Regions from separate parts of the Homo sapiens genome. Here region 2 is linked to region 1. A link is a loop called in an ENCODE intact Hi-C map of the cell type or tissue named here. Cell type or tissue: breast epithelium. All regions are shown on one strand. Each heading gives the region's core, and the rest is flanking DNA. Links, peaks and the distances in the headings are about the cores only.

Region 1 (15,102 bases), core at 3,457-11,456:
CACAGCTTCCCTTCCCTCAAGTTCAATCTCAGTGGCTTGAGGCCACCAGCGCTGTCCCTGGGGACACAGCTCTTCTTCCCCCATCTCCCATCCCCACCCCACCCCAGTCATATCCAGCAGGGGCTGAGCCTCTCCAGGAGCTACGAGGCTGGCTTTGAAGCCCAGAGCTTGAAAAAGGCACTATAGATGGAAAAGAAGCTGTCGGGGCTGCCATCTTCAAAGCCAGAGGCTGTGGCAGCTGAAGCCCCTGCTTGGGCTTTGCTGGAGCCCCGGCTTGGGCTTTGCTGGAGCACATCGTTCTGAAGACATGCCCAGCCCTGCCCCTCACCCCAGGCTCCCAGCCTCCTGCATGAAGCTCTGCACCCCTGGAGGGACGAGGGACTAGGGGGCCACTCAGGAGCAGGTGGGGCACTCAGGGATAGACAAGAGGGCTGCGGTGACACTGTGCCTGGGCTGGTCCCCCGGGGTCCAGGGCTCTCCTCTGGCCCAGAGGGACACCCGAGCTCCCTGTGCAGCCTTGTCCAACCTGGAGCTCAGAGGAAGTGGCCATCATGGCCCTCAAATCCTGTCCCAGTGGACACTGGCAATGGGCTGGCCCGGCCAGACAGGCTCACGTGGGCCAGAGGGTCACCCCCTCTTCCTGCAGCCCAAGGAGAGGAGCCCAAAAGGAGATCCCCTCAGGGACTTCCAGCCCACACAGACTGAGGATGCCCAAACCAAATTATGGCCAAAGGCCCCGGGGAGCTGAGAGAAGACAGGGAGTCAGGGAAGGCAGCGTCTGCAGGAGCCCCCAGGCCCCCTCACCCACCCAGGGAGTGACGCCCTGAGCCCCCACAGCCAGCCCCCAGCCAGGCCCCCAAGCCCTGCAGGAAATGGTCACTGTGTCCACTCCCGGCTGGCCACCCCTCCCCAGTAAGAGTCTCTAACCTGACCCTTCCCTAGTTGCCCCAGAACCTTCCAGAATCAAAGGAAACCACAGACTTCTCTGCCATGTCTTCTAGTTCCCAGGGAGCAGGAGACCCTCCTCCGCACAGCCCATCTGAGGGCAAGGCTGGAGAGGCTTCTGCTCCCCTGTCTAGATCCCCCTCTGGAGCCAGCAGCAGATGCCTGACAGAGAGAAGCAGTTCCAGTGCTGAGAGGCCTGGCAAAGTCCCTCAGGTGCTCAGGCTCTGACGGGCCACGGCTCGTGGAGAGAGCAGTGTGCCAGATCACCCCTACTCTTCTTCCAGGGACCACCTCCCCACCATTCCAGGACACACCAACAGACCCTGTGTGTCGGGCTCAGGAGCTGCCCAAGGGTCTGATGTCCCAGGCTTGTGAGGAGTGGGCCACCAAGAGGATGGGCATGCTTGGCTGGGGACCCCCAGCCAATCCAGGTGGGATTCACTTAACTCTCTGTGCTTGACACCCAGAAGTCACCAAATGAAGGGACCCACAAAATCACTCATGGTGAACACGGCTCCATAGGGATATAGGCTCAAATCACAAGGGCCCATCTCAGCTGGGAAGGTAGACCCAGGCTCGGCTGGGAGGTGAACTCAGACTTGACTGGGAGGTAGACCCAGGCTCAACAGGGAAATGAACTCAGACTCGGTTGGGATGATGGCCACAGGCTCAGCTCGGAAGTGGACTCAAGCTCAGCTGAGGTGATGGTCCTAGGTTCAGCTGGGAGGTGGACTCAGGCTCAGCTGGGATGATGGACTCAGGCTCAGCTGGGAGGTGGACTCAGGCTCAGCTGGAAGGTGGGCCCAGACTCAGCCAGGAAGTGAACTCAGGCTCAGATGGAAAGTGGCCCCAGGCTCAGCTGGGAGGTGGACCCAGACTTAGCTGGGAGGTGGAATCAGGCTCAGCTAGGAGGAGGAACCAGGCTCAGCTGGGAGGTGAACTTAGGCTCAGCTGGAAGGTGAACTCAGGCTCAGCTGGAAGGTGGCCCCAGGCTCAGCTGTGAGGTAGAGTCAGGCTCAGCTGGGGTGATGGACCCAGGCTCAGCTGGGAGGTGGACTCAGGTTTGGCTAGGGAGGTAAACTGAGGCTCAGTACAGGTTGAAGCACCATCACCAGGGCAGCCGTGACAGGTGATGACGTTGGACTGCTTTTGTATGAAAGAGGCAGCGCTTAGTTCTCACTAGAAGAGACGCTTAATCTGAATATGGACTGGTCTTTCCTGGCCACAAGGCTTCTGCAAATATGACCATCTTTCCCCATCAGCCTGGCCTTCCGCACAACATTGCTGTTAGCCAAGGGTCTCCCTTCGAGCTGCAATGGACTCAACCTCACAGAATCCACTGGTCTGACGTCCCCACTGTCTGGCAGCTGCCAGCCTGAGAGGCTGGCAGACTGGCCTTCGGAGACTCAGGGATGGCGCCAGCTGGGTGGCGATGCCCTGTGGGGCCTGCCAGGGCCCTGAAGGATACAGTGCAGGCTCCCAGTCAGTGACCCACAGCTGGGATTCACGGTCTGGGGATCTGGGGCTGGAAATTGGGGCTTTTCATGTGGTCACCTCTGTGATAGTTACAACTCACCCTTTGACTCTCACAGCCTGGTCCTTGAACTGCAGATGTGTCAGCCAATCTCAGAGCCAAGCCCAGCAGCTCCAGGCCAGATGGCCTCACCCACCTCCAGCCCAAGAGCATCCTCTTAGGAGGGGGGTTAAACTGAGCCTCCAGAGACCACCTTCCCGTGGCACCTGCTCGTAAACTAACTCATCCGGGAGGTGGGGGACCACTGGGTTCCACATATGGAAACAAGGGTGGTGGGAGAGGCGGGGTGCACAGGGCCGAGCTCCTCAGCAGGGTCCCCATGGATGGGACAATCAACAAATGCAGAGCACACCTAGGAGCCTGCAAGGCCGCCCTGCTGCCCGCGGCCCCTGCAGAACCAAGAGGCTTCCACTTTCTAAATCACACAAATTAATTTAGAAATCAGAGCGGCTCCCACAGCTAGACTGCAGGTTTCAAAATAGCTTAACAAATTACCAAATCCCCTTTAAGAAGACAAATTATTCCAGCTCCTCCACCAGCACCTGGTTAATGATGCATGCACTTTTGTTAGGCGTTAAATATTCACTAGCTGTGGGTTTGCACTTGTGACCCGTTGCCTCATTTCTATGTGGGCTGGCTGTTGTGCCCCATGCTGTCCCAGCACCCGGGGATGCTGGCCTTGGGACCACCGTGCAAGGTGACGGCCCAGCGGTTCCACCTTCCCTGACCATGGCCATGGCTCACCTCTGCCTGCCCAGGGCTGCCCTTGGTGCAGGCAGAGCCCACATCCCCTCACCAGCCTTCCAGGCCGTGCCATAGCCTTGGCATGTGAGGCCTCCTTGCCACCCGGCCTCCCTCCATCCCCATCTCCAGGCACACTCACCCACTGGCATCTCCCCGGGGCTGCTGTGGCCTTTGTCCCTCTTCCTGGTCTGATGCACACCCAGGGACAGACATGGGGTTTTCCTGACCCGAGTTTCAGGCCTCCAGTTCCTGACCAGCTTCTCCACACTGGCCCCACAGGCAGAGTGTGCCTCGCCCGCAGAGACGAGGTTATGTTCCCCGACCATGGGCGTTCAGGGGGTGGGAGACCAGGAGGGCACTCAGGCATCCAGCACTGCCATCCTTCTTGAGGCAGGTCCCCAGGCTGCCAGAGTTGTGGCCCAGACTCCCTGGACAGCAGAGACACCTGGTCAGGACTCAACCCCAGGGCCAACTAGAGGGAGCTGAGCCCTGGGAGGACCTGCAACCCTAGTGGGGCCACCAGAGAAGTCCCTCCCTCCTCTTCCCCAAGACTTGACAGCCGGGCTGTGCCCTGAACCCGCCCCTACTCCCCCTAGGCTGCCTGGGCGCCCCGCATTCACTGTTTCCACTCTTGACAGATGGGGAAGGGGGAGCCAGGCAGGAAGGAATGCCCCACCCAGGGGCCCCCCAGCAACAGTGCCACCCAGCCCAGGACCCCGGCTTCACACAGACAGGCTCCCCAGCTGCAGGGGCTTTCCTCGCCCTCCCTCTCCTCACACTGGGGCTCTTCTGATTTGAGATCAACTTCCAAATGTCTTTCTTGAATGTTCTGCCTAATTAACTTCACATTAAGAGGACTGAAAAGGACATGGCAGCCGTGCCAATCCACAGCCTGCCCCACCGCGACGGGGAGAAGCACATCTCACTCAGCCTCCGACGCCTGCCACTTCATGCGTGCAGGCCTGGCTCCTCCTCGTCCAGGACAGTCAGCCCTGCTCCCCGGTGCACACACACACGCACACACACACTCACACAAATGCACGCACATCCATGCATGCATACATGTATGCGTATGTCCACACCCACATACATGGACACAGATATATACATGCCACACACGCACACACCCATATACACGCACATGCGTGCATTGCACACAGGCACAAGCTTGCATGCTCACACATGCACACAGCCAGGAGCAAGCTCCTGAAGCCACTGAGTGGTGCCACCTTGTGCTTTGTCCTTGGGGACCAGCTGAGGAGCCACTGGCCAACAGGGACCACTCTTAGTGCCCCTTTTTCAGGCACAGAGGAGCTGAGGCCAAGAAAGGGAAGGGGCCTGGTTCAGAGTCCCCCAGTGGCCACTGGCTGGGAAGCTCTGCAAGCTTGGGTGCCTGGCAGTGCCTTCCCCAGCCGCCCTCACCCCCCTGCCCCAGCCTTGTGACTCCCCTTGGCCCCACCAGTGACTGTGTCCACTTCCTCCTGAGCCCACAGCCCTTGACACCTGTCCTTGCCATAGCTGGGCCCAGCCACGCTCTTCAGCAGGCAATGTGGCCCCCTCCACAGGGTCTGAGCTGGGCACCAGCGTTCAGTAGTTAGGAGGTTCCATATCTGTGTCCCCTGTCCAGCCTGGCTGGCAAAGTGGGGACTCAGCCTCTCTGTAGTCTCCACCTGCTTCCCTCCACCAGGCAGGTCTCCCCCTCACCTCCCACCCTCCTCCATCATCAGCTTCCCATCCCAGCCCCCAGAGGCCAGCAGGCTGGGGTGCCCTCCCCAGCCAGGTGGGGATGGGTGAGGGCTGGACTCCTTCCTCCCTGCCCCAGCTGCCTGCCCCACCATGTCTGGCCAGCATCCGCTTACAGAGCAAGAGATGTTCAGCTCAGCTTCCTGGGCCACCCAGCCTGCTGTCACCCTCCTCATCCCAGGAGAAATGGGACCCCGTTCCCTGCCTCGGGCCCCACCAGACACCTGGACTCCAGCGCACCCACCGGGACCCGCCCCTCAGCTCTTGTGAGCCTCACATGCCCAGGCCGAGCCACCGCCCTTCCCCTCGACAGCCCACAGGGCCCGAGGCTCCACAGAACCCCCCCAGCGTCCTCTGTAAGGATCCAGCAGAGACACAGGCAGCTGCCCTGAGCAGCACGGAGGCTGGGGCAGGCGCCAGGTTCATGCTTTCACGCTCACTTTGGAAACTGTTGGTTCAGCAGTCTGGCCGACTACCTGCTCTGCGCACCGGTGACCTTAAAACCGTCCATGCTTATAAATCACCTGGGATTTACATACGGACTGGTGGCAGGTAATCTTTCAGAACTCCCCCCCACTCACACGCAGTCAGTGTGGTTACGCAGGATCAGGATCCTGGGTGGAGTGGAAGAGAGAATGAACTGACACGGGGCTGGGAGCCTGACAGGCAGCATCATCAGGGAAGTTTACGGAGTGGGAGGCAGGGCTGCCTGTGCGTCCAGCTCCAGCTCAGCTCCAGCTCAGCTCCAGCTCAGCCAGGCACCCAGGCTCAGGTTGGAGGGGCCGCAGAGGCTGCTCCTCCTGCCCCGCTGATGTCCTCACCTCTGCTCAGCCCCTGCGTTGATGACCACCCCGTGGCTGGGACCCCACCCAGCCTGCAGCCCTCCAACAAAGAGCCTCCAGGGCCTGCCCAGCGATGGGGAGTTCCTCCCTCTGGGGTTTGCTGGTTAAGAGCAAGTCTTGCTCCATGGAAAAGAAGTTCTAACGGCGGAATCCACACCAAGAGAAACGGCCACGAACAGCCTCTGCCCCACACGTCGCGTGGGCCCCAGAACCACAACGAGGAGGATCAAAAAAAGGAGTCAAATACTTCCTGGAGACATTTTCCAAGACCACTCCCACCCCATAGCAGAAGGAGGTATGCCAGCCCGCCATGTGTCCCCTCCACTTTGATGCTCCTTCAGCCATCACGGACTCTCAGAGCCCTGCCTGGGTCAGACTGTGCGGGCGGCAGTCAGGACTCTGTGTGAGCAGGAATCAAGGCCCAGGGTGGGCCAGGATCAGAGCTGAGTGAGCTAGAATCCGGGTCCAGGGTGGGCTGGGATCAGAGCTCAGAGTGAGCTAGAATCCAGGTCCAGGGTGGGCTGGGATCAGAGCTCAGGATGGGCTAGAATCAGGGTCCAGGGTGGACTGGGATCAGAGCTCAGAGTGGGCTAGAATCCGGGTCCAGGGTGGGCTGAGATCAAGACTCAGGGTGGGCTGGAATCAGGGCTCCATGTGTCTGGAATCAGGACTCAGTGTGAGCTAATGTTAGGCCTCTGTGTGAGGTGGATCAGGGCTCCATGTGGGCTAGGATCCGGGCTCAGTTTGGGGCTGAGTCAAAATGCTCTGGCATGGCCTCACAGAGGTGGCTGGACTTGCTCATGGTCACACAGCAGGCGACAGGTGCTGGTGGAGCTCCTGGGTCCATGCGGCTCAGGCCCCATTGCTCTTCCCCACCTGCAGAAGAAGCCACCCACCCCCCTTGCAGCCCATGTCTGGGCTCTGAGTCCCTCAGAGCTCTACGGACACAGCTGTCTGGCCAATGAAAGGGGTGGCCAGGGTCCCCTGGGATCTGCACAGCACATGGGGTCCAAGCACATGGAAGGATGCTGGGCAGACACCCTGAGGCTCAGACCCACATGCCCCAGCAAGGACGGCTTGGAAACTACCTCACCACTCCCTGGCAGCCAGAGGGAGAGGGTCTCCCTGATGAGCCCAGGCTGCTCCCTGAGGGAGGGAGGGAGGGAGGGAGGGAGGGAGGGAGGGAAGGAGGAAGGGAGGGAGGGAGAGCAAAGGCCGCCTCTGGGCATGTTGTCCCAGCCAGGAGCAGGTGGCTGCACAGAGCAAGGGCCTGTAGGGTGAGCCTTGGGGCTGCCTTCCAAGGAAAGAGTCATCACAGACCCCTCCTCCTGTGCTGCGGGGGAACTGAGGCCCCTGGTCCCTCAGCCCAGCGCAGGCTGCCATCACTATCCCCGAACTCGAGAGCAGGGGCAGAGGACCCTCAGCCATCTTCCTGTCCCATAGAAGAACTCCCAGTGGGAAACCCCACCCCCAGCAGAGGAAACAGCCCTCAGGACACCAACACCCCCACGGCTGCCAGATGCTCTGGGGAGGCCGCACCAACTCACACGGCCTAACAGCCCTGCCGAGGGATCCCAGGTGTTTGGGGACGGACTGCACACCCACCCTGATCCAGGGCTGTGACTGTGAAGAGGAGCTCCGGCCCTTCCCCAGAACACAGCCTGCCTCCTGGCACAACAAAGAAAGCCGGGTGTGGGCATGGCCCACTGCACAACCCCACCCCCAAAGCCAGGGCTGAGCCGGCCAGCCCACAAGCCCTCAAGGGGCACAGGCGTGTGCTGCCTCCCTGAGCACCGAGCACCAGGGCCAATGGCCAGGCCCCCGAGGCTAGGAGCCCCTCCCCAGAACTGTCTGCAGCCCTCTTGCCTGTGGGGACCCCTGACCCATGTGAGGCTGTGTGTGGGGGAGGAGGGGGCCCTGGTGCCCCCAGAGTGGAGTCAGCCCATGCATGAGGATGCCACTGGGGAGCCACGTGGCCCCACTGGGCTGGGATTCCCCCGGGTGTCCCGAGGCCACCGCACACTGCAGGGCCCATGAGTTTGCAGTTTGTCCCAGTAAAAAAGCTGCCCTGAGCCCAGACACCCACGTGGGTCCTTCCTGCCCGAGATTCCGGCCTTGTTGCTCCTGCCCTTAGGAAATGCGTTGCTGTCTCTGGGTTCCTCTGGGTAGCGAGGCTTCTGGGCCTGAGGGAAGTGTGGGACAGCCCTACAGCACAGGCCCCCAGTCCCGCCAATCCCCACCCCCGGGGTCAGGCCCTGCCTCCTGCATCCCTCTTCACTGGCCAGTCCTCCATTGCCACCTGGTGGCCATTGCCCCACGACAGCCGGGACCGCCAACCTGCCCGACCCGAGCTCCTCCAGGCACCGGTGCCTCCTGGGTGGACACTGGGCAGCTGTCCTGGGCCTGAACTCGCCAGACTTTGGCAGAAGGCAGGGTTCAGGGGTCCCCAGCCCCCATCCTAGATGGGGAGGCGCCCCGGTCCGGGCATTGCTGGAACAGCGCCCTTGATCTTGAAAAGGAGCTTCAGTCATCAAAGGGGCTCCATCCCTGGAGGGCAAATGGCAATAAAAAGACACAAACAGGCGGCGTTAGAGTGGCCCGGGGGAGGCGCTTCCTGATTGCGAATCCAATTCTCATTCCTGAAGGTCTTTAAAACCCTTCCTGAGCCATGTGATTGTCTCAAAAGAGCTGTTATTACTCTTATAAAAAAAAACTTATAAAAAAATTCTAATCAACATTGGTCTTAAACCGCAACGTCTCAGCACCCAGCACTGCCTCCGCAGCTTCGTGGGGCTGGCGGGAGGGACATTTACGAGCCATTTCACGCCCCGCGGCTGCCCATCAACCATGGGGCTTTTGTCACCCACCATAGCGATAGCAATGGTTTTGTAACTCAAAAGTTATTTATTAATATCGGTATCTTCCACGTGAGTGTCTCTGGCAGCCAGGGTGGCGCTGAAAGGTTGGGGGTCCTGTCGTGGGCATACATGGTGGTCCCCAGCCCGCCAGACCCGAGAAGCCTCCAAGACGTCACTGCTTTCCGCTGTCTCAACAATGCATGGCGCCTGTCTCACCAGCACCGTGGGAAGCCAGGCTGACCTGCCGGCAGGATGGGGCATCTGAGGTCCCAGGCAGCTGCTTTCAAGGCCACCATCCAGCCCTGCACAGGGCAGCAATGCCTTTGGCCAGGGCCACATCCAGGCATGCACAGAGCTGGAGCACACCGGCCCCGGGCCCGCAGCACCACCACCCTGTGGACCTTATCAGGTCAGCCTCTCAGGGGCGAGTCTCCCCACCTGGTGCTCCAGGATTAGCACCGTCTCAAAGTCAGGTTGGAGTCACTCTCGGCCACGCACCATGAGTGACCCGAGCACCCCTCATCTTCAGAGCCCAGAGGGAGCAGTCCACGGGCTCGGGGAGAGCCTTTGCGGACAGAGCACCCAGTGCCCCACAGCTCCTTAGTCATCATCTGGGGGAGTCAACTCCTCACGAGCTGGGGGCCTCCAGCGGGAGGCTGCCGAGCCAGCTCTGGGCCCCAGGGCTTCCAAGGAGCCTGTCCCCAGGAGGAGCGTGTGAGCTGCGGGAAGCAGGCAGTTTTGTCACCATGAGTGTGCAAGCTGTGGGGGGCCTGGCCCCTCCGTGCTCCTCCCCGGACCCATCTCCAAGGCAGCTTGCCTTTCCCCATTCCCTCCAGTTGCAGGTTCTGGCCAGTGTCCCCATGGAGGTCACACTGGCTGTTGGCTCCTGAACCACCTCCAGCTTTGGCCTAAGGGCAAGAGCCCAGCCCCGAGGACAAGGACAAGCGCCAGGGCCCTGGAGACAGAACCAGCAGGGCAGTCAGTGCTCAGCCCCTCGGGGCCCTCAGGCCTCCACTGCAGCAGCGGCTGCACCCTCTCCTTCCCCAGAGAGGGGCCAAGATGCGATTTGCTGTCCCCCCCACCGCACTGAGAAAGGGGGGGCCCAGGCAGGCACCCCCACCCCACCCAGACACATGTCCCAGCCCACGTGGGTTCCCTGGCTGGCTGGCTCACAACTTCAGAGCACCCCCACCCTCTGCTCTAGGCACCTCCGACCACCCACAGGGGTCTGTGCGAAAGTAACGGTGGGGCTCCAGCCAGCTCCTGCCCAGGGTCCTGTCCCTGCCACCGCCTGACCTTTCTGTTCAGCCTCCACCCGGCCCACCCTCAGGCTGGAGGGCACCATGAAGGGGAAGACAGATGGCAGATGCTCACCCCATGGGCAGAGCCATCTCAGCCTGAGGGCAGCATCCTTGCTGGGCAGAGCTCCCTCTCACAGCCACCCCAGCCTCCTGTCCTCCGCACACATTTGACTCCCTGATGGGGCTCTGCCCTGGCACACTCAGGCTCCCAGGCAGCAGAGCTGGGCAGGATGGATGAGACCAGAAGACAATGTGAAGTCCCTGCTCAACCCGGGGCTGCCGGGGACCGCAGGGTTAGTGCATACTCAATGGAGGCAAGCCTGAGGCTCTCTGGGAAGGAGAGAAGGGGATGCACTTAACACAGGCTCTTTCTAGGGGTGATTCCCGAGCTTCCCAGAGTGCCCCCTGGATGTCAGTTACACGCCCGAGTGGGCTGGAAGGACGGCCTTGCCGGGGTCCAGGGCTCCTGGCCACGCGGCCTTTTCAGTTTGCTGTCTCGGCTCTGCAGAGGCCACAGCTTATCTGTGACAGACAGACCCACCTCCCTGCCTTGGAGACTGCTCCCCAGGGCTTTCTTGCACCCCCATGCCATTTGACTGACCCTGTCAGGAGGGTCTCTGACTCACCACCGGTGTACAAGGTGTGAGCGAGCAGGTGCTCAGACAGTCACAGGTACGGGCTCTGCAGGTGAGCACTGACCAGGTGGCTCGGGGCTCTGGAGACTCTGAATGGAGAGAACCCCAACTTCTCTCCCTTTGAATTGTGTGAACGTGAGCTGAACTCGCTGACCACAGCAGAGAGAAAATTTGTCAAAAATGCCCACCTGTGAGACCCAGGTCTTGCCTCGGGCTTTGGAGAGGCCGGTTTGTGGTTTAAGGACAAGCCGGGGGCAGGGTTCCCCAGGAGTGACCAGTCACTGGAGGCTCGGGCGGCGCAAAAGTCAGAAAGGGCAGAGGACAATCTGGGGGTGACTCCTGGCCCGCCTGACTCGTGAGGGCCTTGGTTTCTCCTGTGCTTGTTGAGGTCTGTGTGGGGGATGGTAGGGAAGCCCCTCGGAAGCGGAGGACCCGGGGCTGGCAGAAGTAATGACAGAGGGAATAGATTGCACCTCACCAGCCTGCCCGCACCCGGCTTCCTTGCCTCCACCCACACTGCAAGATGGGGCCCACGGGAAGGCATTTGCGCATACAACCCCTCAGCACCGCAAACACTGCCACCCCGGTCCTGGGAGCCAGGGCTGCCCTGGCCTGGGGGTACAGATGGGCAGGGGCACACCTGAGACCCATCAAGCAAGACTTGCCAAAGAAGGAGGCTCAGGAGCGAGGTGGGGCAAAAGCTGGCACAGGAGGCCCAGGCCCGCAAGCACCTAAGGAGGCCCCTGGGGTAGGAAGGGCCGGAGGTGGGAGTGCGTATGGCACCCAGCCTAGGACGGGAGGAGCCACAGCCGGCTGTGCAGCAGGGAGGGGCCCTCCGGGGCCTGAGGTGGGAACCAGGAGAGGCCAGCACTTCTAGACAGCAGCTCAGTCGCTCGCTCCACCTCTCAGAGTTCCGTTTCCAATATTCTCCCCCCATTGTCTGGAATCCAAATATTCCCACTTTTAAAAGCAGCTTCCAGATAGTGGTGTGCAGGAGGCCGAGCAACACCGTCTTTGAGGAGGCAGCCGAGATGAAGATAAGACCAGAGAAATCCATCACGCCGGCTTTTAGAGCCACGCACCCTCTCTGGACCCTGCCGGGATTAAAATGCACAGTCCTCTGTTGTGGGGGCCCATGAGGCCGGCGCTCCTCAGCCACAGAAATGGAACTGTAACTCAGCCCAGAAGCAGGGAGATCGCCTCCCAGATAAACACCCAGCAGCTCTAGAGTGCTGGCGGCCCTGGGCATCCTCCCCACTCCCAGCCCCAGGGCAGCCTGGGGAGCAGGGGTTCTGGAGGACCCCGGCCCCCTACACGGGCCCCCCACTCCCTAACGCTTGCTTGGGTCCAGTGGGGGCGGGAGGCTAGACAATGAACTGAGGTGCCCCCTGAGGGGCACCTGCTGCAGCTCGGGGACCCCAGGGACAGGGCCAAATGGCCATGACATGTCTCAAAGGCCTTTGCCAAGCCTGGCATCCTCGTCCATAAAAGGACAGGGCACGCAGCCGGGCACGGTGGCTCACAGCTGTAATCCCAGCACTTTAGGAGGTCAAGACGGGCGGATCACCTGAGGTTGGGAGTTCAAGACCAGCCTGGCCAACATGGAGAAACCCCATCTCTACTAAAAAATACAAAATTAGCCGGGCGTGGTGGCGCATGCCTGTAATCCCAGCTACTCGGGAGGCTGAGGCAGGAGAATTGCTTGAACCCGGGAGGCGGAGGTTGCACTGAGCCGAGATCGTGCCATTGCACTCCAGCCTGGGCAACAAGAGCAAAACTCCGTCTCAAAAAAAAAAAAAAAAAAAAAAAGATGGAGTTTGCCAGGGGCAGGGCTGTTCCACCTTCACCACACCAAGGTGAGGACAGAACCCAGGCTGCGGCCAGGGCAGGAAGAACTGAGGTCGTTTGGGCCTTGTCTGGCCACCCTAAGGAGTCAGCCCCTCTGCCCAGGAGCTCAGCGATGCTGCCTGTGGCCACAGGGTCGCCTGCTCTACCTTCAGCCTCAGTTTCTCCCTTGTAAAGGGGACATACAGCTCCTTGGGAGCCATGAGCTTGGGCCACTACTTGTGAAGCGCAGAGGGAGCTGGAGCACAGAGGCCTCAGTCAGGCACGTGCTGCTGCCGTGGTCCACGTGGGAGGTCACGTGCATCCCCGCAGTGGTGCTGGGTGGGCCCTGCACCTTCAGGGCCTCCCTGGTGCACCCCGGGGTCTGTGAGGCCAGCTCGCTGCCTTTCCAGCTCATCCACCCCATTTCTCTGCTCCAGCCCTTCCCCAGGGCTCCTGCACTCAGCCCCTCCAACCCCAGCTTGGCGAGCTGCCCCTTCTGTCCTGCTCCCACTGCCACCCCCAGCACCAGCCCCTCCCAGCGCCCCTGAGCCCTATGGGACTCCTGCCCTGCCCCTAGCCACACCTCAGCCGCAGGCCCTGCCTGGACATCACTCACGGTTGGTTCTGGGGCCACGGCGCACTGGACACAGGGTTCAAGTGTGCTACATGAATAGTGACAGGATCTGTGCAGCAAAGGGGGGTCCCTGCGTCCCCAGAAAGCCCCTCCTGCCCTCAGCCTCCCCAATACCTTCAGCAGGAAGGTGTGTGCAGGGTCTCTGGAGGCTGCCACCCTCCCATCCACAGCAGCGGTCCTGCCTCGGGGCGGCCAGAGCCAGCACGGGGAAGCTGACGCGTCACAGGGCGGCTTCCAAACAGGATCATAGCGAGAACGCCGCATAAAAGCTCTAAATAAACCCCAAAAAGGAAAATGGGACTGTTTTACCACTGAATCAATTCACCTCTAATTTTAATGCTCTGAAAAGTATTTTCTCTTAATGACTCCATTATTTTATCATATGGTGAGCAATAAACTCCCTCCCCACATTTGCCAGACAGCCTCAGCCTCTCCGGTGTCTGCCAGGCAGGGAATCCTTTATAGGCGGCTCTGCACACACACAGCACTTGGCTTTCGTTTAGTGGTGATTTTATAGAAGATTCCCCCATTTCGTGTAATATAAAGCCTAGAACTTAATTAGCCTCCGTCAGCTCCTCGGGCTGCTATGGAGTGGGTGTGTTCATGCACCCGCAGACCACACACCATGACAAAGTCGCCGACCGTCTCAAGGCAGCATCCCTGTGGCTGGCATGGGCAGCATGCCCCAAACATGAAGCACTCAGGACCCCAGAGGGCTCCTGGCCTCCCACCTGGCAAGTGGGTGCAGGTTATTAATCCCCAGCTCCCTGATGGCTCTCCCACCGGGACACACACATCCCTCACAAGCAAACGTGATTCCCAGCAGGGAGCTGGCGGTCTCGGGAATGACCTCCATGTGGGCTCCTGGGGAAGCCCAGGCGACTGTGCAAACCCTGCTGGCGAGGGTGCCGCCCTCCACGGTTTTCCAGGCCCCAGGGTGGGCACATGTGCCGGCTCACGGTGGGTCTGCTCCAACTCCAGTGGGAAGAAGAGATGCCGAGGATGCAGCAGCACCATACGTGGGAATGGGGACAGCTGCGGGGGGCTGGGAGCACAAGTGAGGGACAGAGCCAGGGCAGGTGAGGCCAGACGACGGACATGGTGAGCAGGGTCGGACACAGTTCCTCCTACAAGAGCCTGCTTGTGCCCTTTGATCTCCAACATCTCTCCTGGGTGCTCCACATCGAGGCGCCCCCACGGCACATCTGACCCCTCCTCCAGTAAACCTAAATTAGTTCCTTATTGTGCAACCTGGACAACTGTACATGGCCAACATTCAGGGGTCCCAACAAACTGCCTTGTAAATTGGAGGCCAGAGCCTGGCTTCCCTGTGTGGTGCCAGGCAAGGCACTGCAGCTTACACATGACACACACACGGCACACATGCAGCACACACGCAGCACACACGCAGCACACACATGCCCCTGCTGCTCCCGCCTGACGCCGGCCACTTACTCACACGCCTTCTCCCCCAGACAGAAGAGCAAAGGAGGTGGGAGGGTAAGGGGGAGACTTGAGTAACCTCACAGTACCCTAGATGCTAGGAGAACAGGTACCCGTGGGCCAGGCGCGTGTGCACACCTGCCTGGGCATGACACAGCTATGGGGTGTGTACGCAGGGCTCACATGTGGGGCCCAGAAACCTCCCTGCGTACTCAGATACCTCGTTCAATATCTGTAGCATGAGGGGCACTCCTGCAGGGGTCTGGAGCAATTCTTGGCCTAAGTGGCTATTTGCAGACTCCCCTCTCCCCACAGGCCCGGAGGAGTCGCAGAGTGGCTTTGTAACAGTGCGTTCTCCCTGCGTTTACCCCAGTGGGTTCTACAGGCTGGGCCTTGTCAAAGTGACGGGCAGGCGCTGGGCACTGGTGACAAAGGCAGTGGCAGCACTTGGCCACACTCAGCCTCTGGGGGCCCCGGACGTGCATACATCGCGGTCCTCCCCTTATGAGCGAGGAGACACCATGGCTGCTTGCACCTCGCGTGCCGGGGAACTGGGAGAGTGGGGCTCACGTGTGCATCTGCCCACCTCTGCTGAA
Region 2 (15,102 bases), core at 2,279-10,278, 470 kb before region 1:
GGCCAAGGAAGAGGTTCCAGGCAGGGCTGGAGGGTTCAGATTCTGCAGCCCTTGAAGCTTTTGGAGGGCCCTCATTGAGAAAAGTAATACAAGTTACAAAATCATAGTTAGGTGTGAAAGCCGGTGTTTGTTTATTTTTTATTTATTTTTATTTTTTTGAGATGGAGTCTCACTCTGTCGCCCAGACTGGAGTGCAGTGGCGCGATCTCAGCTCACTGCAAGCTCTGCCTCCCGGGTTCACACCATTCTCCTGCCTCAGCCTCCCGAGTAGCTGGGACTACAGGCGCCCGCCACCGTGCCCGGCTGAAAGCTGGTGTTTATTTAAAATAACAAAAGAAATTGCCCCAGCTGACTGGGCGCGGTGGCTCACACCTGTAATCCCAGCACTTTGGGAGGCTGAGGTGGGTGGATCACTTGAGATCGGGAGTTCAAGACCAGCCATGGACAACATGGTGAAACCCTGTCTCTACTAAAAATACAAAAAAAAAATTAGCCAGATGTGGTGGCAGATGCCTGTGGTCCCAGCTACTGGGGAGGCTGAGGCATGAGAATCGCTTGAACCCAGGAGGTGGAGGTTGCAGTGAGCCGAGATCTCGCCACTGCACTCCAGCCTGAGTGACAGAGTGAGACCCTGTCTCAAACAAACAAAAAAAACTGATGCCACTACATACCTGTTAGAATGGCTGCTGACGTACAACACATTGACTGCGGGGTGAGTGCTGGAGCCCCAGAGTTGGAAAGTGGTCCACTCGCAGGTTGGTAAGAAAACTTTACTGGCGACAGTATAGGTTTGAAAAAGGAACGTTTGGCCAGACATGGTGGCTCAGGCCTGTAATTCCAACACTTTGGGAGGCCAAGGCGGGTGGTTCACTTGCCTTGCTAACATGGCGAAACCCCGTCTCTACTAAAAATAAAAAATTAGCTAGGTGTGGTGGTGCATGCCTGTAATCCCGGCTACTCGGGAGGCTAAGGCAGGAGAATTGCTTGAGCCGGGTGGGTGGAGGTTGCAGTGAGTCGAGATGGCATCACTGTACTCCAGCCTGGGCAACAGAGTGAGACTCTGCCTCAAAAAAAAAAAAAAAAAAAAAAAAAAAGGAAGAAAGGAGAAGAAAAAGAAAAAAGAAAGAAATTGGCCAGGCTGGTTTTGAACTCCTGGGCTCAAATGATCTTCCTGCATCAGCCTCCCAAAATTCTGGGATTACAGGTGTGAGCCATAAAAACCACTGCAAAAGCACATATGGAGTGTTTTGCTTGAGAGAAGAGGACACCAAGAGAGTTTAGTCTTGTCTTTGGCTGATTTCGCCTGTGGTGCCCACACATGCCCCCAGCAGGGACAGCAGGGCCCATATCCACGCCTACCACTCTGCAGCATTCCTGGAAGTTTCTGGAAGCTGTTCCCCCACATGAGTCAGCAGCAGCTGGAGGTGACCTTGCACAACGTGAGCATGTCCCACAAAACCAAACCAGATATGCCCCCTCCACCTTTCCCATAAGGCACCCCAGCTTCACCCGCCGTGATGAGTGGAGAGTGACTTTTTGTTTCCTGTGGCCACTGTGCCGGGCGGCTGAACATCACAGAAGTTCGTTCTGGGTTCTGGAGGCCGAGGCCTGAGAGGGGTTTCCCCGGGCTGAGCCAAGGTGCTGCAGGGCACCGCTCCGTCCTGACGCTCTGCGGGAGGAGCCACCCCTGCCACCTCCAGTGTCTGGTGGCTGCTGCAATCCTTGGCTTGTGGCCGCATCACTCCAGTCATCCAGGCCAGCATCTCCAAGGGCCGCTCTGCCCTGTCGTCATATGGCCTTCCCCTCCCCGTGCCCTGTGGCCTTCCACCTGTGAGGAAACACGAGAGGGCGTTTAGGGCCCACCTGGATTGTCCAGGGCCACCTCCCGCCCCATGACCCCTAATATCACATCCGTAAAGACACTTCCATATGAAGTGACACCCACAGGTACCGGGGATTGGGATGTGGACATCTTTTTAATTTTTATGTATTTATTTAATTTTTTGAGACAGTCTCATTCTGTCACCCAGGCTGGAGTGCAGTGGTGCGATCTTGGCTCACTGCAACCTCCGCCTGCCAGATTCAAGTGATTCTCCCGCCTCAACCTCCCAAGTAGCTGGGATTACAGGCACCTGCCATCATGACCAGTTAATTTTTGTATTATTCGTAAAGACAGGGTTTCACCATGTTGACCAGGCTGGTCTTGAATTCCAGACCTCAAGCAATCTGACACCTCGGCCACCCAAAGTGCTGGGATTCCAGGCCTGAGGCACTGCGCCCGGCCCTGGGATGCGGACATCTAGGATGCTTTTTCAACCCACCATACATGAGACAGGGACACTTGGACACCGGTGTGGGGTGGACCCTGAGCCCCCTGGATGCCCAGGGTCTGAGGTTGGGTCCTTGGGGTTCACAAGGCTGGTGAATCCAGACCTTTGTTCCGGCAGCCCGTGTCCTGGCTGTGCTCTGGGCGCCTCGGAGGGCAGACGGGCAGACAAACATGTGCGGGCTCCGCCTCCCCCGTCTGCTGGCTGAGCCCTACTGGCGGGGTGATTTTGTCAGCGGCTGCACCTCAGCCGGCCTGCATCTTCCAGTCCTCTGGCAAACGTCCCCGGGGCTCCACAGGCCTTTGTGTAAGGCCAGAGGAGGATCACGGGTGCCATAAACCTTCACGGGGCCAAGGGCTGGTGTCCCGGGGCTGGTGACTTAACAGGCAGAGATGTGGAGACCAGGGTGAGCCCAGCAGTGGAGGGCGATGTCAGGGAGGGGTGCGGCTGGAGGGATATTAGAGGGGGCTGCTTTAACTTGCCAAGTTTGGGGTTAATTTGTGAGCCAGTGATAGGCGATGGGTACAGCTGCAGAGGGCGAGGGGGGAAAGCAGGTGACCATGGCTGGGATCTGCAGGATAGGATGGGGCATTGCTGCTGGGGGAGGGAAGGGAGGGCCGGGAGGGAGCTTTGGGACTTGCTGGAGGCCCTGGAGGGGTGGCTGAGGGGTCAGGGCTTTATACTGAGCAGCTGGCCCCAGGGAATGAGTGGTGTGGCCAGGTCTCCATTTAAGGGACAGAACTGAGATGCAGAGGCTGCAGGAAGGTGGCAGAGTTGCTGGGGGTGGGACCAGCCCGTCTGTGCACTTGCTGTGTGCTAGGCCCTCCAGGTCGGGGAGCTGGGGAAGGGGACCTGGGCTGGACCCTGAGGGAGTCACACAGTCCGTGCCCTTTGGGAGCTCGAGGGCCAGTGAGGGAGAATGTGGGAATAGCACTACAGCCTGGGCATCTGGGAGGGCTTCCTGGGGGTGGTGTCCCAATCTGGGCCTTGAGGCACCTACTGGGTGAGAAGTGGGGACGAGGCAGGACTTCCAGGCAGAGCCCACAGTATATCCACAGTGAGGCAAAGGCTGAGCCCCGTGGGCCTTGGTGGGGAGTGTGGACTAAGCATTTGGAGAAGGAGGTGGGAGCAGGGGCAGGGCCTGGGTGGAGCAGCTAGAGACCTGGGCAGAGCTCCTGGGGCCGTCCAGGTGCGAAATGAGGAATCACCACGGGCTCCAAGGCAGGAAGCCATGGCTTCCAAACGCGGGTCAGCCGCCTGCCCTCTGAGGGGTCCCAGGGGCAGCCATAGCCCTTCCTCCCAGCCTCTGACTGTCATAAGACCGGAGCCCCATCCCACCAGCTCTGGTCCTGCCCCTCAGTGAGGGAGGAGGCGGCCATGGCTGTCAGCCCCTGACCCCAGCATCCACCTGGACTCTGCCTGCAGTGCTTGTGCCCGGGACGGGCCTGGCTGCCATCCTGAGGACACTGCCCATGTTCCATGACGAGGAGCACGCCCGAGCCCGCGGCCTCTCTGAGGACACCCTGGTGCTACCGTGAGTGTGGGCTCCTCCCAGTCCCGGACAGGGCATGGCTGCTGAGGGGCACCGATCCTGAGGCTGGGCACTGCTGGCCAGGCCCACGTGAGCCATTTGCTCACCCCTGTCTCTAACATCCCCTCAGCTTACAGGGCTTTAGGACTGACCAGCAGTCGCCTTCCACCAGAGCCTGAACCTCTGAGGGTGCCCCGTGCCTGGTCCCACCTTCCCTCCCCACCCTCCTCCCACACCCCCAGCCAGGCTGCTTCGGCAAGTGTGATGAGGGCGCCCCGTCTAGGGATCCTGTATATCAGGAGCCAGCTGGCCCAGGTGGCCTTGCCCCCAGCATAGAGGTCCTTCCATTTCTCAGCTCTGGGCCCAGCTCCCTGATGTCCCCCACAGCTGGGGGTGAGCTGGGAGTTGCCCTCGTGGTGGCTGACCACCACAGCCGCCACAGGCGAGCCTCCTGCAAGCATCCTCTCCTGCCTGGGGATGGCTGGTCCCAGCCCCCCTCTTCGAGCTGGTGTGGGAAGAAGACTGCTGGGAGTGGCCCATCCTGACCTACGTCCTTGCCTCTGTGGGGAGCTCCAGGTGGAAGGGGGGCCGGGCCCCGTACCTGGGATGCTGAGAACTTGCTATGTGCGGAGCCCTTGGCGTAGGGGCCCCAGCTCTGCCAGAGGGGAACAGAGCGGGTCAGGGCATTTAGAGCAGGAGGAGGTGCAGAGCGGGAGCCTGCTGTTCCGCCTCCTGCTGTTTCTGTCCCGCAGCCCGGCCAGCCGCAACCAGAGGATTCTCTACACCGTGCTGGAGTGCCAGCCCCTCTTCGACTCCAGTGACATGACCATCGCTGAGTGGGTTTGCCTTGCCCAGACCATCAAGGTAGTGGGGCTGGGGAATGCTGGGTGGGGCTGTGGTGTGTGGGTGGGGCTGAGGTGTGTGGGTGGGGCTGTGGTGTGTGGGTGGGGCTGTGGAGAGTGGGCAGGGCTGTTGGGTGTGAGTGGGGCTAGGGAGCACGGGTGGGAATGGGGAGTGTGGGTGGGGCTTGGAGTGTGGGCGGGGCTGTGGAGTGTGGGTGGGGCTGTGGAGAGTGGGTGAGGCTGTGGAGTGTGGGTGGGGCTGTGGGTGTGGGGTGGGCTGTGTTGTGTGGGCAGGGCTGTGTTTTGTGGGTGGGGCTGTGTTGTGAGTGGGGCTGTAGGGTGTGGGTGGGGCTATGAGTGTGGGCGGGGCTGTGGGTATGGGCGGGGCTGGTGGATGGGCAGTGGCCGGCAGAAACACTCTGGGACGGGTGAGGAGCTGCAGGGTCTGGGGTGGAGTCGGCCTGCCCAGCCTGGGGCCTGGGAGCATCTGGGAATGGCAGCTTCAGGAAAGGGCAGGGTCCACGTGTCAGAGCTGCGGGCAAGGCTCTGAGTTCCTCTCCCCCATGCAAGCTGGGGGTGGGCGTATAGGGCCAAGTCGACTTCCCAGATGAGGACACAACGGGAACAGTTGTCTTAGCCTGTCCCAGTTAGTATCTGGGGCGCGGTGTGTGGTGTGTGATGCTACCTCGAGGGCCAGCAAGCTCCTTGTGCGTGGCTGGTGACCTGCTCACTGCCCTCTGTCCGTCCCCGCCCAGTTGGAGTCTTAGTGGATTTAGTGGAGTCTTGGTTGGAGTCTTAGTGGACCACAGCACCTCTCAAAGACTCTTGTGGTTTACAGCGACCTGTGTGCTCCCCCTGCAGGCAGAACCACCCCCCGCCCCATCAGCTTTTCTTCTCCCTTCTCCCCCATCACAACACGCTCCCATGTTACCGGAGCTGCCTCCCCTAGTAGGGGGCCTCCTGCCCGCTCCAGTCCCAATTCTCACCTGCTTCCCTTACGAACCCCCTGCTCCCCTGAGTGGGAACATCTAGGCTTCCCCTTCCCAGCAGCAGGGTGGCAGGCAGCACCACCCAGGACAGGACCCTCCATTTGTAGCCGGCAGCCCTCACCGGGCAAGGCGTGACTGCTTTTTGAGGCCCACGAAGCTGCCCTGCGGTCCTTGCTGCAGGGAGCAGCCCTGGGCAGCCTCACAAAGGCCTTCTCGGCTCAGGTGGCCCAGCCTGCCGTCTTGCCGCGAGTGGCCAGCAGAGGGCGCCCTTCCCCTCCTTGGCCTCCGCTCCTCTGCAGTTCCCAGGCCTACGGGGCTTGGTCTTTTAATGGCCCCCCGGGCAGGCCCAGGCTTCGTATGGAGCCCTGGGCTCTCGGAACGGTGCCCTGGCAGCCGCAGCCTGGGCCAGCCACCCTCCAGGGGGTGGTGGCCGGAGGACGTCCCTGCATGGCCAGCTTCACTGCTGCCCTTCGGTGTCCTGCCCGGCCGCCCAGGTCCAGATCCAGGCAACCTCCAGGATCACCTGCTGGTTCCCGGCCATGGCTGTGCCTTGACCCTGCAGGCGTCCTTGTGCCCACCGTTGTGTTCTTGCCTGACCCGCGGTCTGGGCTTCGAGGCTCGTGCACCACCACAGCCCCCTGCTGCCATGGAGAGGCGCTCTCCCGCCCTTGGGGAGTGTGCAGAGGCCCCTTGGAGGGACTCATTCTCGAGTGCTCTGAGGGGAGCCTCAGCGTGGTGGGTGCACCCGAGTGGCATGGAAGCCTCGGGGCAGGGAGAGCGTGGGAGTCCCAGGACTCCACGCCAGGGGCTAATCTTCCAGAGAGGGACTTCCAGGCCAGGGTCCCACGGGTGCCTCCCCTGAGTCCTCCTCTCTGCATCCGGACCCTTTCCCCCATGCTGCAACCTCCCCCACACCTGCTTGCGAGGGGCTGGCCTGCCTGAGCATGCGCCCCTCCTGCAGAGGCACTACGAGCAGTACCACGGCTTTGTGGTCATCCACGGCACCGACACCATGGCCTTTGCTGCCTCGATGCTGTCCTTCATGCTGGAGAACCTGCAGAAGACTGTCATCCTCACTGGGGCCCAGGTAATCCCAGGGGCCCGGGGCTCCTAGGAACAGGGGCTTCCTGAGGCCACAGGGCAAGTCAGCGCTGTGGGCGGCCGCTGCGGGACCCCGGGCTTCCTGCTCAGCCCAGCAGCTCCTGAGGTGGCTGCTGCAGGGCCCGTGCTGGGGCTCGCAAATGCTCAGGTCCTGCCCGGGTGCCAGCACCACCTGCCCCGCAGGAGGGGGGTCATCTCCTGCTGGTGGCCCTGGGAGCTGTGAGGCCCTGGAGCACCCAGAGCCAGGCCCACCTCGGCCCTGGGGGTGCCAGGCATCCCTTCCTCTCCTCCCGATGCTTCCTTGCGGCTGCTGCCCACCTCTCCATCTGGCGCATCAGGGTGGCCGCGCACAGAGCCGCACCAGGAGGCCCCGGCCATGTCCCTGCCTTTGTCCCTCTCTTTGCTCCGCCCACTGTGGGTCTAGGCGATGCCATCCTGGGGGCCCTGGCACACGATTTCCCTGCCTCTCTCACCCTAACCCAGCACAAATCCCATAAGCCAAGGCCAGTAGAGTGTTCTGGAAAACTGGATTTGAGGGGATGTGGCAGGGGAGGTTGGCTAGAAGCTGACTAGGGGTCCATGTTGCCTGCGGGTGGCAGTGGGCACCTGAACCCCTTGGGATCCTTTCCCACGGCTGAGGCTAAGGTCTTGTATGGGAAACCGGTACCTGTGTCCCTTTGAGCTTGGTGGCAGTTCCAGAAAGCTCCATGGAGGCCCTCTTAGGAGGTCTGCGGGGAGCAGTCCGGGGAGGTGGCTCAGCCACCCCACTCTGCTTGCCTGGCGCCGTCTCCCTTGTCCCTCCAGAGTCTCCCCAGGGCCCACTGCACACACCTGTTAGCGGTGGAGCAGTGCCTCCCGCCCCAGAACTCGAGAAGGAGGGACAGGGCTCCAGCTGGTTCTCCTCTTCCCAGACCTTCCCGAGCCCTGGGGGAGCAGAACATCCCGTGGACCTCTCTAGGGGATCAAGGGCACAGTTATGAGCACCGCAGGACCCACGAACGTTCACATGCATGTTGTCCTCACTCTGATGTTGGCCTGTGCCGGGACATCCTTATCCCTGTTATACCTGTGGGGAAACTGAGGCTTACAGGCTAGGGGCTCACCCACAGCCACGTACCACGTGAGGGCTGAGCCAGGGAGCACCCAGGACCCAGGACTGCCACCCCCTGCCAGGGCTCTCTCCCTCCAGAGCCTCTGACTGACCACTTCCCGGCCGCCTCCTCCTGAAAACCCTGGCCTCTGCACCGCCACCTGCGCCCTCCTGGGACGCGCTGTTCAGTCAACCATAGCACAGTCGCCCATGCTAGACACAGGCAGCTGTGGGAGGAGCTGTACTGTGCCTGGCATCCCGAGGCAGTTCCTTTCTGTCACAGCCCACCCACCCCTCACCCCCACCACCCTCCTTCCAGCCCATAGTTCTGCTGGGGTAGCGAGGGAGCTGGGCAGGGCAGCTGCGGTGGGAGGCCTGTGATGCGTTCTCCAGTATGGGGACCGGCTGGCCCCTGCTGCCAGCACTGGGCTCTTGGACCTGTAGAGGGAGCTGGTGGGTGGGTTGAGGCCCTGGGTGCAGGCTGGCATGGTCTGCAGCCACAGCTGTTGGTGGGTGGGTTGAGGCCCTGGGTGCAGGCTGGCATCGTCTGCAGGGACAGCTGTTGTTGGCGGCCTTGGAGACAGGCTTACTGCCCAGCTCCTCTGAGTGCCCCGTTCCCCCAAGGCACCCATCTCCAGGCTGCCTGCTGCAGTCCAAGCCCGCCTGTCCTTCTCTTTCCCACACCCGCCTGGGGCTCCTGGGCTGGGCCTGGGGGTTTACCTGGAGAGATGAGCCAGACATCCCAGGCTTCTGGGCTTCCCAGGCCTCAGCTACTCCGTGGCCTCTCCCCCAGGTGCCCATCCATGCCCTGTGGAGCGACGGCCGTGAGAACCTGCTGGGGGCACTGCTCATGGCTGGCCAGTATGTGATCCCAGAGGTACCTGCCTGGTGCACGTGGAGGCGGGGCAGGTGGGGTGGGGGCAGGAGCCCAGACAGCAGCCAGGAAACAAAGTCCCCCCAGCCCCTCCCCAGACGCCACTGCCAATAGCTGGGTGCACTGTCTTCTAGATCTTATGTTGTGGATATTTACATTAGAGGTACGTATGGAAGTTCTACGTTAGAGATACGTATGGAGGTTCTGCGTTAGAGATGCATATGGAGGTTCTACGTTAGAGATACGTATGGAGGTTCTGCGTTAGAGATGCGTATGGAGGTTCTGCGTTAGAGATGCGTATGGAGGTTCTGTGTTAGAGATGCGTATGGAGGTTCTGCGTTAGAGATGCGTATGGAGGTTCTGCGTTAGAGATGCGTATGGAGGTTCTGCGTTAGAGATGCGTATGGAGGTTTTGCGTTAGAGATGCGTATGGAGGTTTTGCGTTAGAGATGCGTATGGAGGTTCTGCGTTAGAGATGCGTATGGAGGTTCTCCGTTAGAGATACGTATGGAGGTTCTGCGTTAGAGATACGTATGGAGGTTCTGCGTTAGAGATGCGTATGGAGGTTTTACGTTAGAGATACGTATGGAGGTTTTACATTAGAGATAGGTATGGAAGTTTCTATAAAAACAGGTTGCAGCCAGCAGGGCTCTGAAGGGTGTCACTTTCCCTCCCCCATGTCTTTCCCTGTTTCCTGTGGCGTCCCAGGAAGGAGTGTGCAAAGATCTCCCCCACCCTGGGGCAGTGGCTTTACCCAAGGCTCTTGAGCAGCTTGACTAGAGCCCCCACACGGGCTCCTGAGCAGGGGCCTCAGGGACTCCCATTCACCGTGGGCAGGGGCCTCCAGCAGCTGTGCTCGCTGCACCTTTGGGATGAGTTCCCAGGGCTCTGTAAGAAGCAGGGTTGGGGGCAGTGGGCAGGTGGGAAGGGAAGGAAGTACGGTACCCTCCTGCCACCCAGCCACTTGCACGCCCCAGGCCCTGGGGTCCCCAGGCCCCTGCAGGCTCCGGTTAGCCCACGGGTAGGTGGCAGGGCAGGAAAGGGCCCGAGAGGGGCAGTACCTGCTCCCAGGAAGGTCTCTGCCTGCGGTGGGTGGGGTTACAGTCCCACCTCCCCCTGGGTCTGGGCACCTCATTGATGGCAGGGAGGAAGCTGGAGGGCAGATGGGTCGGGGACAGGGTGGCCGCTGCTCTGAACTCTGTCGCTCCGTTCCCGCAGGTCTGCCTTTTCTTCCAGAATCAGCTGTTTCGGGGCAACCGGGCAACCAAGGTAGACGCTCGGAGGTTCGCAGCTTTCTGCTCCCCGAACCTGCTGCCTCTGGCCACAGTGGGTGCTGACATCACAAGTAAGCCCCGCAGGAGCAGGGCCAGGTGCCTGCCCAGTGCTGGTGCTGGGCGAGGGGCTGCTGCAGGGAGCTCGTGGCTGGGACTCGGCAGAGTTTGAGAGCACCATGCTTGGTTCTGACTTGCCCTGGCTTGGTTCTGCCCTGGGCTGTGGAGAAGCCAGGGCTGCGTGGACAGGGCTGCTGCGTGGCCACAGAGGTGGGGGCCTCCTCAGGTCCCTGCAGGCTCAGAGGCGGGAGGCCTGGAAGAGAGGTTTGGGGCATCTGGCCCTCATGTGTCCTGCCCAACCACTCGCCCCAGGCCTAGGAGGTCCCCAGTGACCACCTGGCTCTGCCACACCTCTGTGTGCCGTAGCCTCGTCCCCAGGAGTTTCAGGGAGTCTTTCTGTCCTCTGGTTCCGGCGGGCAGCCCAGCCATCCTTGTGGGGCTGACTCGAGCGATCCTGTGTCCTGAGGCTTCCCCCTGGGGGGGCCAAGCCCGCCCCCTGGCCCTGGCTGTAGGAGCAGCCTTGGAGCTTGTTCTCAGAGACTGGTGCCCTGCCAGGCCTCACCTGAGACGCAGGGCCACTCCAGTGGCCTGCCCGGAAGTCACTCCCTGGCCTACCGTCGCTCCGTCTGGGGTGTGCTCCTGCTGAGGGAGCCCCTGCTTCCTGGACTCTACCCGGCCCCTGCCTGTTCCAGGTCCACGGCCAGCATGGCCAGTCCTGACCCCACGCCAGCACCCCTCCCTGAGGCAGCGGGAGCATCCCCTCCCTCCTGGGAGATGCATCCTGCCTGCCCTGGCCCCCTGCTGTTTCAAGGCAGCCCCAAACCTGCCCTGTGTCTCATCCTGACTGACTGAGGTGGGGTCCAGCCCCGGGGAGGCTCCAGGGCTTGGCAGCACTGGCCTTCCTTTGGGGGCATTTGACACCTCACCCGGGGCTGGGTGGGGCTGCCTGCCCAGGACCAAAGCAGCTGTTCCTGTCTGGGCGGGTGGGGTGGAGGCGCCCCCTCACCCACACTGGGCTTCTGTCCAGGCCTGGGCCATGGCGGGCTGGTGGGTCAAGCCCACAAGGTCACTGGACGCCTGGGGAGGCCCTTCCTAGGGAATCTCCCGGTGCGGCAGAGGCTCCCCACTCCCCCATTTTAAGGAGGAGCAGACCCTCCTGGAGAAAGGGTTGGGCTATGGGCTGCTGGGGCACAGCTTCCTGGAAGAATCCCCAGACACAGGCAAGGACCCTGGGGAGCTTCAGGGCCTGGCATGAGGGGGCCCTGGGAAGGGTCTGGCAGGGCAGGGGCCTTCCTGGAGCATCTACCAGAAGTCGGGGGACAGGAGGGGCTCTGGGCATGTCTGGCTGTGGGGCCGTCAGCAGAAGCGGGTGGAGGCAGCGTCTTTGGATCTCAAGACAAGGCCTGTGTGTGGGAGTCCGGGCTCGGTGGCTGACTTGCTTGTTGCCCCAGGGCCCCTCAGCAGGACAGGACAGAGGAAACTGCCTGGTTCTACAGGTGAGAAACGGAGGCAGAGAGAGGCAGGCTCCCACAGGGAGGCACCGACTCAAGCCTGTGCGCTGTCTCCTGTCCTGGGCTCACACCCCGTCCCTTCTTCCTGCTGTTCCCTCCTGTCCTGGGCTCACACCCTGTCCCTTCTTCCTGCTGCTCCCTGGAGCACCTTCTAGGGAGTGTGAGGCCCAGAACACATCAGTGTGTCTACTGTGTGTGCAGCACACCGGGTCTCAGGGGCTTGGGCAGGGGCCCACTTGCTCACCGAGGGCCAGGGCAGCCCTCAAGGCTTCTTGGAGGAGGTGGCTTGTGAGCTGGTGCTGGTAGGGTACTGGCTTGCTTGCCCATGCTGGATGCTGGCACTCGGCCCCTCCAGCCCAGGGAGAAGGAGCAGCAAGAGGTGTGGGTGGTGCCCTGCAGGCCCGGCTCCCCCATGGGGCCTGATTCACACCTTATCTGGGGCTCAGGAGTGGAGCTTCTGCTGGTGGGTGGACCCCGCCCCAACAGTGCACAGAGGACCGTGCTCTGGATTCCAGGGACTCCGCCAGCACCGGGTGCTAAGCCCGGGCAGGCCACGAGGCTCAAGACACACCGGCCTCAGGCCCAGGGCCGTGGGGCAGCTCCTGGGCGCAGCACTAAGGCTGGTCTGGGTGGGAGGCTGCCCTGGCCCCAGCCCCCCACCCCTGAGTGTTTCCCACGTGCGTGTGGGTGTGGGAAACTGATGCCGGGCTGCCGGGCCGGTTCTGGCACCCAGTGTTGAGAAACCTCAGGCCTTGCCCAGGGCGTGGCTGCTGGGGCCCCTGGGGAGGGGCACAGGTTGGCAGTGTGCACCCTCAGCCTCTCTGAGCCAGCTGGGGGTAGCAATGCCGGCCTGGGCCCGGGTGCCAGCTGCCAGCACCCTGTCGAGGGCTTGTCCTGGGCTTTTTACCCACTGTCTGGGAAGTGAGGGGCTGGGCTGGTCCGGGAGTCATGGGCGGGCTTGGTGCTCCTGTCCACAGTCGGCTCGGCGCCAAGGGGTGGGGGGATGCGTGGGAGGCTGGAGGAGGCCCTGCTGGCCCTGTCCTTTCCATGTGTCTCAGGAGACCACACTGTCACCCCCAGGCAAATCCTGCACCCTTACCCTTCTGTGCTGAGCCCTGACCCCGGCCCACTCTGCTGGGGCCCTTGGAGCAGAGGAGGGTGGAGAAGGGGATATGGCTGTGGGGTCAGGCCAGGCCTGTCACTCACCAGCCATGGGTCCTTACGCTGGGTCACCCCAAAGCAGAGCCCCAGAGCCCTCCTCTGTGCACTGGGAGAAGCCACCTCCCTCCCAGACGTGACCCAGCCACCCCAGCTGTGCCGCATCCAGCTTTGAGGCCGCAGACTACACCCTTCGGCTCCTGTGCTGAGCTCCCGTATCTGTAGAACAGGGCCATAGCCCCTCTTGGGGGTAAGGGGCTGAGCCTGCAGGCCTCACCTGGCCATGGAGCCACCAGCGCTCCTCTCTGCCCCCGGGTGTGGGGTCACGATTCCCCTGGCCTCTAGCAGGCCTGGGCAGGAAGGACTGGGATCCCAAGGGTGGCATCCACAGACTCTCAGGAGGCGGGAGGTCAGTGCGGGGTGGGTGTGGGCCCTCTTTGTCTCTGTGTAGCCCCCTCTCAGCCATAACTCTTTGCCAGTGGCAGCGGTGCCCCCTCCTTTCCTGTGCTGATGCCTTATCTGCTTGTCCGGCTGAGACACACGCCCTCAGTTAAAGGGCATCTCACGCTGCCATCATGTGGGGCTGACTGATGCTGTGGGCTCTGGTGGGGGTGGAAGACTCACTGCTGGGGGCTCCGCTCCCCCCTCTCTCATCCCCAGCACCCCACATCTCCCCCCTTCAGCTCCACCATGCCAGGAAAGTCCTTTTTATCGCATGCAAGCTGCTCTAGCGGAAGCGGCCGGAGACATGTGGGTGACATCTCCCTGTGGGCAGGAGGAAGAGCCCTGTGCGGGGGTCCTCCTGCCCAGGTTCCTGTCCCAGCACCGTGCCGGGCTCTCCAGGCGCCCAGGCCCTTCCCCACCCCTGGGCCTCGGTTTTCCTGGGCTGGGCTCTCCAGCCTCCAGGGTGTTTACTGCCCTGGGCAGCTCTGACACCTCACAGTGTGGTGGGAGTCCCCAGTGTCCAGCCCTGCTCTGCTGGAGGCTGCCATGAGTGTGGAGAGGGGCAGAGGGAATGGACCTCAGCCTTGGCGCTGGCCTCTGAGGGTTTGGGGGCCGGGCCTGTGGCATCAGCCTCCCACCCCCACCCACATGGAGCGGGAAAGTCGGCAGAACCCTGGGGGCTCAATTGCTGCCAGAGTGGCGGCCTTCAGCTCGAGGACAAGCATGTCCTCTGGGGAGCCCCTCTGCATGGACGGGTTCAAGGGGCACTGACCCCAAATAGCCATCCCTCCCCACTTCACCTGGGGCCTGCACCTCCACCATCACCCACCCTGGGTGTGGGGAGGGGGTGATGGGCACACATTAGGATTTTGGGGTGAACTGGATGGAGGCCTTCTCTCCCCAGAGGTGAGGGGTCCGAAAGTCCATTTGTTCGCTCATTCAACCACTGACCCGGTGGGCAGTGGGCACAGTGGGTGCCTGGCAAGGGGCAGAGGAGGCTGGCTGGTTCGACGATGCTGCCCCATGCCTGTAACCCAGCGCAGTGACTGCTGGTGGCTCCCCAGCTGGGCATGCCTGCCCTCCTCGCCTCTGCGCTCGCCTGACGCCCCCATGCGGCCTGCAAGACACAGCCGGGCCTCCATCTCTGCAGGACCCTCCTGCCCCTCGCCTGGCCAGCGGAGTTTCCCTGGGCTTCACCCTTGAGACTGTGTTGCCCATTGCTCGGCCATCGGTCTCTCGCTGGCCAACGAGTGCCTCCTCCCACAGCCCCGTGCACGCTGCGGAGCCTGGCACAGGCCGGACTGCGCGGAAGCCCGGGAGGATTTGCCTGCGGGAGAGGAGGCAGGGCGAGGGGGCTGAGCCGCGAAGGCTCAGGGCTCTGAAAACAAGGGAGGAGGCGGCCTGTGCAGAGGGCCAGGCACTGGGCTGGGGTCTCGGCTGGCAGGAGGCCTGAAGGCACCACACAGGCCCTTCCCTGTCCTCAGTCAACAGGGAGCTGGTGCGGAAGGTGGACGGGAAGGCTGGGCTGGTGGTGCACAGCAGCATGGAGCAGGACGTGGGCCTGCTGCGCCTCTACCCTGGGATCCCTGCCGCCCTGGTAGGGACCGCCCCGGCCATCCTGCCCCTGCAGCCCTGAGCCCCAGCCCTCTGCAGCTCCCACGGCCCTCAGGCTCCCTGGGGCCCTCACCAGCCAGTGCAGACCCCGCGTGGACCTGAGATGTCTGCAGTGTGGCCCCACCAGCCCCAGGCCCTGTCCCCTGTCCTCCGTCGTGGTGCTTTCCAGCCTCTCGGGGAGTGGGCAGGGTTGGGGCGCGGCTCACAGCCAGAACGGGGTCCTCCATGCTTTTCTAGAGGCAGCGTCCTCCCGCAGATTCCAGCTGGCTGGGAGCCGCCCCTGCTGTGCT

The links. Hi-C counts contacts between places; a loop is a spot of excess contacts. Peaks named below come from ENCODE experiments on the same cell type or tissue, not always from the same donor. Only the 100,000 strongest peaks of a DNase experiment are listed, where the experiment ranks them.
Region 2: it touches region 1 in a loop (2.9-fold over the local background); 27 of 110 quality-filtered maps call a loop at or near these places.

The regions. Positions count from the first base shown.
Region 1 is chr14:104,556,095-104,571,196 of GRCh38, forward strand. No RefSeq gene overlaps it. Among named protein-coding and RNA genes, the nearest start is that of C14orf180, 16 kb to the right of the region's middle. RefSeq lists enhancers at 7,065-7,626, 8,283-9,029, 9,030-9,774. In breast epithelium, for the core only: a CTCF peak has its summit at 8,108 (motif pointing left); a DNase peak (open chromatin) is centred at 8,117; H3K4me3 peaks cover 466 bases; H3K27me3 peaks cover 7,135 bases.
Region 2 is chr14:104,088,881-104,103,982 of GRCh38, forward strand. It overlaps ASPG (asparaginase), which reads left to right. Exons shown (of 16, transcript NM_001080464.3): 2 at 3,753-3,861; 3 at 4,611-4,722; 4 at 6,651-6,776; 5 at 8,674-8,757; 6 at 9,973-10,099; 7 at 14,683-14,795. Among named protein-coding and RNA genes, the nearest start is that of ASPG, 11 kb to the left of the region's middle. In breast epithelium, for the core only: a CTCF peak has its summit at 5,929 (motif pointing right); a DNase peak (open chromatin) is centred at 5,917; H3K27me3 peaks cover 4,035 bases.